2 separate regions of the Homo sapiens genome follow, and region 2 is linked to region 1. The links are chromatin contacts, found by Hi-C or POLR2A ChIA-PET in ENCODE. All regions are on one chromosome and are shown on one strand. The core of a region is the stretch at or near the end of the contact, and the rest is flanking DNA. Distances in the headings are between cores, read along the strand shown. Region 1 overlaps LOC105370777 (a long non-coding RNA gene). Region 2 overlaps LOC105370777 (a long non-coding RNA gene).

Region 1 (5,593 bases), core at 1,775-4,274:
TTGGAATCCACATCTGGTACATGGAGAATATCAAAATAGGAGGGCAGGCTATTCCCATGACAGCCACTTCTATTACCATGCCAGAATAGCCACAGCCCCAGCCTCTCACTTTTAGATTCCCCCAAGTTGGAATTGGATGCAGGTACTATGTTCTCAAACTCCAAGGGGTGCATGTCAAGATCTACACCTGTTTCACTTCAAGCTTCTCTTCAGTTGACTTGAGATGAGGGATAACCCCTTTCTTCATCCTCCAGGAGAGACTTGACATCATAGAAGCTGTCCATGACATTCTTCTCCACTGATCTCTTCAACCTCTCTCATGTAGTTAAGAGGTGGGTGAGGGGCTAATGTTGACAGAACTGATATTAGAATCTTTCAGCTTGCTCTGCATAGGTATCCTAGCACCACACTCTAAGACCAGGGAGGTGGAGGGTGGTACCTGGCACTTTTTTTTTTTTTTTGTCATTATTGGCCTTCGTATCATCCAAAAAGCTCTGAAACCAAGAATTCTATTTTAACATCCTATTACCAGAATATAGGTAAAAATGACAACTCCGATAAAGTCTTATTACAAAGTTAGACTAATCCTAATTAATAAGGGATTATCAAATAACTTATTTGATAAATTCTAAACTGTTCTCTATTCCAAACCCCAACCCTAGGAGTGGCCATGATTTAAGAGGGTGGAAATCTAAGGTATAGAATTAGGATTTCTTTGCAAGTGAAATTCATAAAAGTCAATCAAATTTAAAGGATGAGATTTGCTCTCCTGTTTTGTAAATCATGAATGATGGAGATCTGAAAACTCAAATTGAAATGGTATGAATAAAGGCTGCTATAACTTATTGATGGTGGCCATTTGGATTATGTCATTCTTCACTTGGGCCACTCACCAATAATTACTCTAAAAGTTTGACTACCTAAGTACCTTTTTCTATTGAAAGAGAGGGAGAGAGGGAAAGAGAAAGAGAAGATAGTAAAAAAAGAGAGAAAGAGAGAGATAATGCTAACTTGGTAGTACTTTCTCCTTATAAATTAATAAATTGAAAATGTGGCTTTTAATACTCATGTGTCTCCCTAGGTTTAACAACACGAATTAAACTTGAGTATAAGATGGATTAACCCTGGCTTAGCCTAAAGAATATCAGCCAGGTGTGGTGGCTCATGCCTGTAATCCTAGCACTTTGGGAGGCCGAGGCAGGTGGATCACCTGAGGTCAGAAGTTCGAGACCAGCCTGACTAGCATGGTGAAACCCCGTCTCTACTAAAAATACAAAATTAGCCGGGTGTGGTGGCACATGCCTGTAATCCCAGCTACTTGGGAGACTGAGGCAGGAGAATCGCTTGAATCCGGGACACAGAGGTTGCAGTGAGCCAAGATTGTGCCATTGCGCTCCAGCCTGGGTGACAAGAGCAAAACTGTGAAACACACACATACACACCATATATATATATATATATATATATATATATATATATATATATATATATATATATATATGAGTTTTGTGGTATGTCTGATTAGGATGTGGGGTTGTTGGCTCTGAATTGGGTTTTGATTTATTTCGGCTAAAGTATCTACAAGAAATTCTGTGCACAGACATGGGAGGCAAGGGAGAGCTCTAAAATGGGTTTGGACTTATTTTGGCTAAAGTATCCACAAGAAATTCTGTGCACAGACATGGGAGGCAAGGGAGAGAAAACAGGGGGAAAGGGCTATTCTGGTACCACATAGTGCCCTGTGACCAGTTTTTGGGCACCCATCGAGAGCAATGGCCGAATGGAATACAGGCCTCTGCTATTGCTTTGAGCAGTGGGAAAAGCTCCCAAGGAGTGGCAGCATTCTTTGGAGGGTGTGGAGATGGTGGGGTCCGGAGGGCTCACTGGATGCACCCATTGCTCAGGTGAGTTGGGACAGCATGAGCCAAGGCCCTGTGGGAGTAGCATGGGCAGGGCCTGCTTGAACACACCTGAGACATGTGTGGGGAGCTCTGAAGTACCTGGAGGAGACTCCTCAAGTGGCCAAGGTCCTCCTGTTATACGTGGTCCTCCTGATATACATGGTCTTCCTGATATAAGTGAAGGCAGCAAGCCTACAGTCTTTGAGTAATAACACCAATGTAAATGTGTTTGTGCTCACAGGCTGGGGGCATTCAGGTTGTGTGAAACTCTGGACCCGCAATATAGAGGACCAGACCCTAACGTGGTGTCTATCTACTACTTGGCGAGCCCTTGCTTAAAAAATGTGTTGCCAGCTGGGCGCAGTGGCTCATGCCTGTAATCCCAGCACTTTGGGAGGCCGAGGCAGGCAGATCACGAGGTCAGGAGTTCGAGACCAGCCTGGCCTACATGGTGAAACTGCGTCTCTACTAAAAATATAAAAATTAGCCAGATGTGGTGGCGGATGCCTGTAATCCCAGCTACTCAGGAGGCTGAGGCAGGAGAACTGCTTGAACCCAGGAGGCGGAGGTTACAGTGAGCCCAGATCACACCACTGCACTCCAGCCTGGGTGACAGAGCAAGACTCCATCTTGGGGGAAAAAAAAAAATCTATTGCCCTCACTCTGATCTCAGCAAGGTCAAATTTGAAGAAAAATCAATTATCTGTTTTTTTTTTTAAAGAAAACCTATTTTGCATTCTTGAAAATCCTAGCTAAGGTCTCAATTGATCATTAATATTTGTTCTTGAATAGAAGTTTCAAAAGACAGAAGAGTCCTCAGATCACTAAAGCTATAAATGGCAGTGAAAGGGCAGCATCTCCACACTTTCCCTCAGAGGCTAACATATAAGAAATTCCCATATATGGGAGCCAGGAAGAAGGAGGAAGTTTGGGCAAACATCCAGGGCTGTCTGTGGAATAAGTAAGATGGGCTTTAGTAAATTCCCAGCACAGAGGTGCTGACGGCCACCTGACTGAGTCATGCACTGGTGCATCATCGAAGATAAACTGTTACAAAATGAATCAAAATTCTTAAGCCACTGAGGTAAAAGAGCAGTTTCTGAGCTAATACTCTGTCTAGGCAAGCTTTTAGTTTTTTCTTGGATGGATTCCACCCTCATCTGCCTGCTTTAGGTGGCAGACTACACAACTGTCGGCAGAGACTGGCACATTGAAGGGAGATCCTGGAAGGAGTCCCTGTGCTGGGGGAAGAGTTTCCCTCTCCCAGCTTGACTGGGAGGAATGGCAAATCCTTGCAACAGAGAAACGCCTTGCTGCCTGCTTTCCTCTGACAGCCTGCTTCCTGACCTAGGGGTTGGGCCCGCGGATGGCATGGGCATTGGCTAATCATCAATCTAATTGCAGAGTCCTGCCCCCAACAGGCTTGTTAAACTCTTCTGCTGCCAGGCTTTCCAAAGACACTTTTAAAAAATATATACAACGGCTTTTTTGAAGTATAATTCACATACCATAAAATTCACTCATTGGCAATTCATTGTTTTTTACTGTATTCACAAAGTTGTACGGCCATTACCCCAGTCAATTTTGGAACATTCTATCACCCCAAAAAGAAACCCCATGCCTGTTAAGCAGTCACTCCCATTTCTTTGAAATACCTTCAGCCCCTGACAACCATTAATCTACTTTCTGTCCTTATGGATTTGCCTATTCTGGATATTTTATCCAATGGAATCTTGCAATATGTGGCCTTTTGTGACTTGCTTCTTTCACCAGCATAATGCTTTCAAGGTTTATCCATGTTGTAGCACGTGTGGGTATTTTCATTCTTTGTTATGACTGAATAATTTCATTGTCTGAATATGGCACATTTTATCTCTTCATCAGTTGACAAGACATTGGGATTGTTTCCACTTTTTGGATATTATGAACAATGTGGCTGTGAGCGTTTGTGTCTACATTTTTATGTAGACGCATGCTTTCTTTTCTCTTGGCTATATACCTAGGAGTGGAATTGTTAGGTGATATGGTAACTTTGTGTTTCATCTTTTGAAGAATTGCCAGATGATTTTCCAAAGCAGCTGCACCACTTTATATTTCTACCAGCAGTGAATGAGAGTTAGATTTTTTCACATCATCACTAACATTTGTTACTAGCTGGCTTTCAGCTTATAGTCATTCTACCAGGTGTGAAGTGGTATCTTACTGTGGTTTTTGTTTGCATTTCCCTAATGGCTAATGATGTTAGGCATCCTCTTTTGTACTTATTGGTTATTTGTACATTAGAAAACTGTCCATACAGAACCTTCCAAAGATGCTCTTAAATCCATGAAAATGCTTCTGAGGGAGCTGGACCTTAGGCTTGGCCATGATAGGGAAGCGTCACGCAACAGATGCCAGGCGCAGGATCCAAAATTTATTTCTCATGGTTATGAAAGCTGGGGAGTTCAAGATCAAGGCCTATGGCAAGGCTGAAATGAGATGAGCAGAAGAATGTCCTGGGCTAGACTCCAGAGCCTGGGGAGTAATTTCTGGAATGCTGCAGTGGTCAGTTTTAGGTGTCACCTTGGCTAGGCTATAATCCCCACACTATGATCTGAATGTTTATGGGCCCCTCAAATTCACATGTTAAAATCTTCACCCCCAAGGTGATGGTATTAGGAGTGGGAACTTTGGGAGGTAACTAGGTCATGAGGGCTTTGACTAGGTCATAAGAGATTAGTGCCCTTATAAAAGAATCCCCAGAGACACCCTTCACCCCTTCCATCATGTGAGGTTGTATTGGAAAGATGGCCATCTAGGAAAGGGACCCTTACCAGACACCGAATCTGCCAGGGCCTTGATTTTGAACTTCCCAGCTTGTAGAACTGTGAAAAATAAATTTCTGTGACTTGTGACCTACCCAGCTTGTAGTATTTTGTTATAGCAGCCCGAATGGACTAAGATACCCCCGTGATTCAATCAAACACTAACTGAGGTGTGACTGTGAAGATATTTTGTACATGTGATTCACTTGAAAAATCATTTCAGAGAGAAGTAAAGGTTATCCTAAAGAACCTGGTGAGCCTGATCCCATCAGCTGGAAGACCTTGACACAGAGCCGAGGTTTCTCGGCGGAGGAACTCCTGCCTGTGTACTGAAGCTTCGGCTTCTGTTCAAGAGTTTCAGCTGCTGTTCGGACTGCCTGCCCTGTGGAATTAGCCAATTACATCAACGGGGAAGCCCCTTCCTTGCTTTATATTTATGTGAGAGATATATATGTACATACAGATGTTCTACTGGTTACTGAGGAGTTTCTGAGACATCTAAAAGGACTTATTTTCCTGGCATAGGAAGATGTAGGAAGCATGAGTGATGAAAAAGTACTCTCTGTAAGCAGGCCTAATCCTATAAAAGTATTGTGAAATTGGTTATACCTCCCTTTGATGTCCTCACCTCTCAGACCGCAGGTCCTCCTCTACCATCTCTACCTGCCTCTACCCTCCGGCCCTTTCTAGCAGCAATGGTTCTCAACCGGGGGCAGTTTTGCCACCCTGGAGACATCTGGCATTTCCTGGAGACATTTCTGGTTGCCCTGACTAGGTGAGGTGCCATTAGCATCTAGTGGGTAGAGGCCAGGGGTTCTGCTAAACATCCTACATGCACAAGACTGTCCCTACAACAAAATGTCAGTAACGCTGAGGTTGAGAAACCTT
Region 2 (5,577 bases), core at 2,279-4,778, 74 kb before region 1:
TTCAGACTATCTCATCTCTTTTTTCCCTTATAATCAGGTGAATTCTATCTAGGAGATAATGCATAAAATTATGAGAGAGTGAATATTAATCCAAAGTCTAAATTAAGGGTGGCCTTCCTGAAGTCTCTATGCAAAACTTATCTAATCATAAAACCCCCACAGAGAAAGATTATATAATTCATCTTGTTCAGTTGGATTTAGCAACTATTGGCCTATTGAATAACAATGGCCCTTTGGGGAGTGAGGCTGAGCCAGGAAGGCTCCAGCTATGGCCTAATAACCCCGATGCTGGGTCTCAGGCACCAGCTGACCTCTGAGAAACAGACTTTGGCATTTAGCTTTTAGTCTCAGCTCCAGGGTCAGCTCACATTGGCCAGTCTTTTCAGGGCAGTCTCTGTAATTGACTGGGCTTGTCCCAATTTTTTTCTTATTTGGGGAATTTCCCTTTTTCCCTTCATGTCCTAATAGGGAAGCCTCCCTTTATCCTTATTCAACCTTCACTGACTTTCTTCAGACAGCTTAGCTAAACTTCCTTATCTTTTCTGGTTGAAATATCCTCTCTCTGGGTGATGATTTATGTGCACACAGAGCTGATAAATGGCTCTTCAGTTTGATGTTTATATAAGTATCCCTTTACTGAAATTTTTGAGAGTCATCAATAGGTCTGATTCCTTGGACAGTGATCCATTGAGTCTAGACTAGAGCAACACTAGAGCTTGTAAGGATTCAGCTGATGTCCAAAAGAGAACGTTCCCAGGGGCAAAGAACATACCATATGCTCTCGCAAGCACCTGAGGGTCCTATATGATCTCTGCATAGAGAAGGATCTCCTTGGAACTTGAATGTAGCGTGAGAGATCATGGTCTGGAAAGGCAGGGAGGACCAAATGAAGGAATTGTCGTTTTTTGGTATTTCACTAGCTGCCAATATTTTCATTTTAATTTTTGGTCTGATTTTTCATCTGATGACTTCCAGGCCTGACCCCTGCCCTCTCAGCTGCACTGAGCTCAGATTACTCACTGCATTTGACTTTATTTGTAGAATGTGCTTCAGTCTCAAGGTCCCTGGAGTCCTATGAGCTGGCCACAGAACTACAGAAAGTAAATGAAAGACAAAATTATAAGGAAACAAGCCTTAGACATGCCTCTTGTCCCACCCTGAGAAGGACTTACTTCACCTCTAGTCATTGATCACATGTGGGAAAGAGTAAAGAGGCAATCATAAAAATTCACATATCCTTCCTAGTGCTGACAAGGGTCTTGATACTTCTCTGAAAACTGCTTCCTTGAAAGAGTGGACTGGCCTCTTTCCCTGCTGATATTGTCTTTTCTTAAGGGTTTGGGAGAAATTCATGGCAAAATGACCTTGGGAATTCAAACATTGTGTTTAAGAGATGACCGAGAGAGCTATGGAAATGAGACATTAATGTTCTAAACTCGAGAGAGCCAATGGGTTGTAGTTTTGTTGAACGCTTTGGCTTGTGTCTCCCCAAAAGGGTAATTAAAACTCATCTCAATGATCTGTAACCTCAGGCAGTCTTCATTGCTTTCTATTTATTAAAAAGTCGAAGGTCACACACCTGAGTTCCTGGCCTCTCTGAGCTTGAACATTCCAGCCAAGGACATTGATTTATCCAATCTGGTAGAGAGGACATCTCAACAAGCCTTTTCAAATCATAATGGCAGGGAAAGCAATAAAAATTCAGACAATTTTGATGATCCAGACCCCATATTATCCTAGACAGGATGTGTTTTCTTTGACGGTTACCCTCTCTCTTCTATCTGAGTCTTTCGGGAATCTTCCTTTTCTTTTTCTTACCTAGGGAAGGTTTACATGTGAAAATTCCCCATCTAATATAAATTAAAATACAGGTCATTTTTCTAGGATAAGGTTACTTACACAAGGTTTCAAGAGCTTTATGAGTTTAAATATTAACCCTTTGCTATTTCTTAAAACAAGAATGGAAGCCTTACTAAAGCAAGAGCTGCCCATTCTGTTTTTTTTTTTTTTTGAGACGGAGCCTTTCTCTATCATGCAGGTTGGAGTGCAGTGGCATGATCTCGGCTCCCTGCAACCTCTGCCTCCTGGATTCAAGTGATTCTCCTGCTTCAGCCTCCCGAGTAGCTGGGACTACAGGCATGTGCCACCAAGCCTGGCTACTTTTTTTGTATTTTTAGTAGAGACGGGGTTTCACTGTGTTAGCCAGGATGGTCTTGATCTCCTGACCTTGTGATCCACCCGCCTCGGCCTCCCAAAGTGCTGGGATTATAAGCGTGAGCCACCGCACCCGGCTGCTGCCCATTCTTTTCACAGACCACAGCAGCATATGTTACCCTACACTCCAAAAAAGGCATGGAAAGATGCTGCCCTGAATCCTTTTGGGAATAAAGGAGGGTATGAGTTAATAAAATATTTCCAACAATCATCAGTCCATCCCAGGAAAGGAATGTTGTTTATGTGCATAATTTCTTTCCTAATTATACTCCTTTTAGGAAGAACTTTTTGGCTGGAATTAGTTACAGAGATATAGTTGCTTTGTCAGTGTGGACATTTACTTGAAGTGCACCCCTCATGACACACGAGGGAATGTAACAGTGCAAAATAAAATTGTTTCAACAAAGGATCTGAGAAAAGTTGGGAAAGAGTAGCTTGGGTCAGGAAAGGAGGAAGGTAGGTGGCACTATGGAAGTTGACCCTGTCAAGAAGAGAATGGTCAGAAATCAGGAAGGGAACTTGTCTTCTAAAGAATAGGTGGCTAAAAGAAAGTAACAGTGACCTGAGGTGAAACCAAGTGGGTAACCATTGTAAACTTGTGAGTGCTGGACTCTGACAGCACCCTGGGGTGTGGCTGTACCTTGTATGTGGCCCACAGTTTGTGCCCTCCAGTAGAGGGGCCCTGGAGTGAGAAACAGCCCTCAGAGTGCCTGGAACCCTGAAGACTCCTTATAGAGGAGACTCACTAAACAGGATGAACAGATAGTCAATCCCAAAGGCAATCCAGAGAAGGAAATCTTGCTTATTCCTTGTTTGGTGGCAATAGAACTGACTAGAAGCTAAGAGATCAAGTTCCAACCTCTGCCACTAGAGACAAAGTCCAGACTTTGTTTTGCCAGTAACTACAGGTGAGAGCTGTGATTTCCTCAGTCTGACATGGCTATTCTTTCTAACCAGTGCTAGCTTCTCCAAACAAGCTTCACCCCAGAAGTGGTAAAAATAAGAATTTATATTGTCATTGTCATTTCTCTAATTTTAAGGGCTTAAAAATTAACTCTTTGTGATTAAGCCTGTATACGCTTCCATTTCCATTTAGAAAACATGCTCTGGATTTCTTAATTTTGTAGACATGGGGATTAGGAGGGTTTAATAATGTCACATTCCAAGATGATAATATGTTGCTAAACTTCTGGGTGCTCTAAGTTTATTCCTTGTAACAGGTTTGGCAGGAACAAAACAATTACAGAATATGTGTGCCTTTGCTGGTCCAGGTGCCAAGAGGAGCAAAGGGCTGAAGTAGTGAGTCATTTAGTGACAGCCTTGTCTAGTCCCAAACAAGCCACTTATCCTGCTCTCTTCTCCACTTTCTGTATCCATGACAACGGGAGACTAGTGCTTGGATCTCCTATACTATTTCTAGAGGTTGTGAATAATAAAAAGAGTAGCAAGGCCAGGAGCAGTGGCTCACGCCTGTAATCCCAACACTTTGGGGGCCAAGATGGGAGGATCACTTGAGCTCATGAGTTTGAGATCAGCTTGGGCAACATAGTGAGATCTCTGTCTCTACAAAGAAATTAAAAACTTGACTGGGCATGGTAGCATGTGCTTATAGTCCCACCTACCAAAAAGGCTGATGGTGGGAGGATCACTTGAGCCAATGTGGTTGAAGCTGCAGTGAGTTGTGACTGTGCCACTGCACTCCAGCCTGGATGACAAAACAAGATCCTGTTCCAAAAAAAAAAAAAAAAAAAAAAATAGCAAAGAAGCATTCATCTTGAATTGTACATAGTCTATCAAGTGGCCTTAGTCTTTCTTGGGGATATTTGTTTTGACACATAAATTAGAAGAGTTGTCTCTGATCTTTTGAATTGTCCACATACAGTGTGATTAAGTATTTCTTTAGTGAGAGCTAGGTAAATATTATGGACTTACAAAATGAGAAAACATGTAATCTTGGCTGCAGTTGTGGATGATAAATAAATATTGTTTTAGCTAGCATTTGCAAAATGATTCACAATTTATAAAGCCCTTGTATATCCTTGTTACATTATACTTTCAGGTTTCCAGAAGAGTGCTCGTTTTCATTTAATGCAATGTTCTTAGGGGAAGTTTGAGAAAACATCTATTGCCACTAAATGATATCCAACCACCCTTCCCTTTCCTTATTTTTCTCCTTCAATAGTCATTGTGTCCAGAAAAGAACTAGATTTTTACATCACTCAGGAGAGACTCTATTAGCTGCAATATAGTAAACCCACATATATGATTGGTTATTAACAACAAGGGCTTATTCCTTACTGATGCTTTATGACCATCACGGGTCAACTGGAGGCCCTTCCCCATGTCCTAATCCTCAGGTGCACAGGCTCACGGAGGCTCCATGGTGTCAGGCATTGTCAGTTACTCTGGAAGTGTCTGGGAATGTGGCACCCGCTCTCCAAGGCCTCCACCCGGATGTGACACATATCGCTTCAGTCATGTTGTACCTCTGCTTGTCTTAGATGTCCCTTAGCCACATATAACTGCAAGGATTTGGAAATAGCAATCTTACGTGCCAGAAAGAAAAGGAACTGAAAATATCGGTGAACAATACTAATGATTACCAGAATTTTATTTACAGTAGGCCTGAACTTTGGCAAAATTGTGAAGAAAGAAAATTTTATTTTGAGTGTCCCAATTCTCATTATCATTTTCCTGTGTTCCGTACTCCTTCCTTTGGCCTCTTCAGTCAACCAGGGCTCTTTTCTTTCACCATCAGAACTGGTTTGATATTTTTGCTAATTTGTCTAATTCTGAGGTCAATGTTATAGCTTCCGATACTATTTATATTTTTAGCTTCATTTCCGATGATGGAATAATAAGCTTTTCCTCCAATAATGGTTGGGGGGCAGTTTCTTTTTCTGTGGAGTAGTTGGGGATTGAGAGGTCAGAGCTAAGGGAGAGATCTCTTGAATTCACACCCTGCAGATGGGAGCACACAGGCAGCAGGCTCTGTCAGAGAGCTACAGCCAGCTGTGAGATGACAGTCTCTTTTCTCAATGAGCTTAAATCATAGTAGTGAAGGAAACGCAAAGACACACCTATATGTTAAACGATTCCCCCAGCGCCCCCCACAAAAAAATAAGGCATTTCTTAGTGTGTAATTGAATAATGGTCCCCCAAAGACATCTGCATGGTAATTCCCAGGATCTGTGAATATGTTATTTTACATGACAAAAGAAACTTTGCAAGTGTGATTAAATAAGGATGTTGAGATGTGAAGATTATCCTAGATTATTCATCCCAAAGAAATCACAAAGCTCTCCATAAGAGGGAGGCAGGAGGGTCAGAGCTAGAGAAGAGTCAGCAACCAAAGTAGAAGTT

The links. A loop is a pair of places that touch in the nucleus more often than their neighbours do. ChIA-PET counts read pairs that join two places held with the same protein, here RNA polymerase II (POLR2A).
Region 2: a loop to region 1 is called in a map of endothelial cell of hepatic sinusoid, with 4 times the contacts of the local background. The contact joins two enhancer-like sites. A Hi-C loop is called at or near these places in 5 of 168 maps with a recorded cell type or tissue (Caco-2, endothelial cell of hepatic sinusoid, prostate gland and 2 more) and 1 of 37 single-sample maps with no recorded cell type. POLR2A ChIA-PET finds 5 or more read pairs at or near these places in 1 of 52 experiments (OCI-LY7).

Annotation. Positions count from the first base shown.
Region 1 is chr15:39,077,007-39,082,599 of GRCh38, reverse strand. All of the region lies in intron 1 of LOC105370777 (a long non-coding RNA gene), which reads left to right. Among named protein-coding and RNA genes, the nearest start is that of LINC02915, 170 kb to the left of the region's middle. Within about 2 kb of position 3,024, at least 3 of the 41 ENCODE cell types and tissues checked have a DNase peak (open chromatin) inside an H3K27ac peak, as active enhancers do.
Region 2 is chr15:39,151,847-39,157,423 of GRCh38, reverse strand. All of the region lies in intron 1 of LOC105370777 (a long non-coding RNA gene), which reads left to right. Among named protein-coding and RNA genes, the nearest start is that of LINC02915, 96 kb to the left of the region's middle. Within about 2 kb of position 3,528, at least 2 of the 41 ENCODE cell types and tissues checked have a DNase peak (open chromatin) inside an H3K27ac peak, as active enhancers do.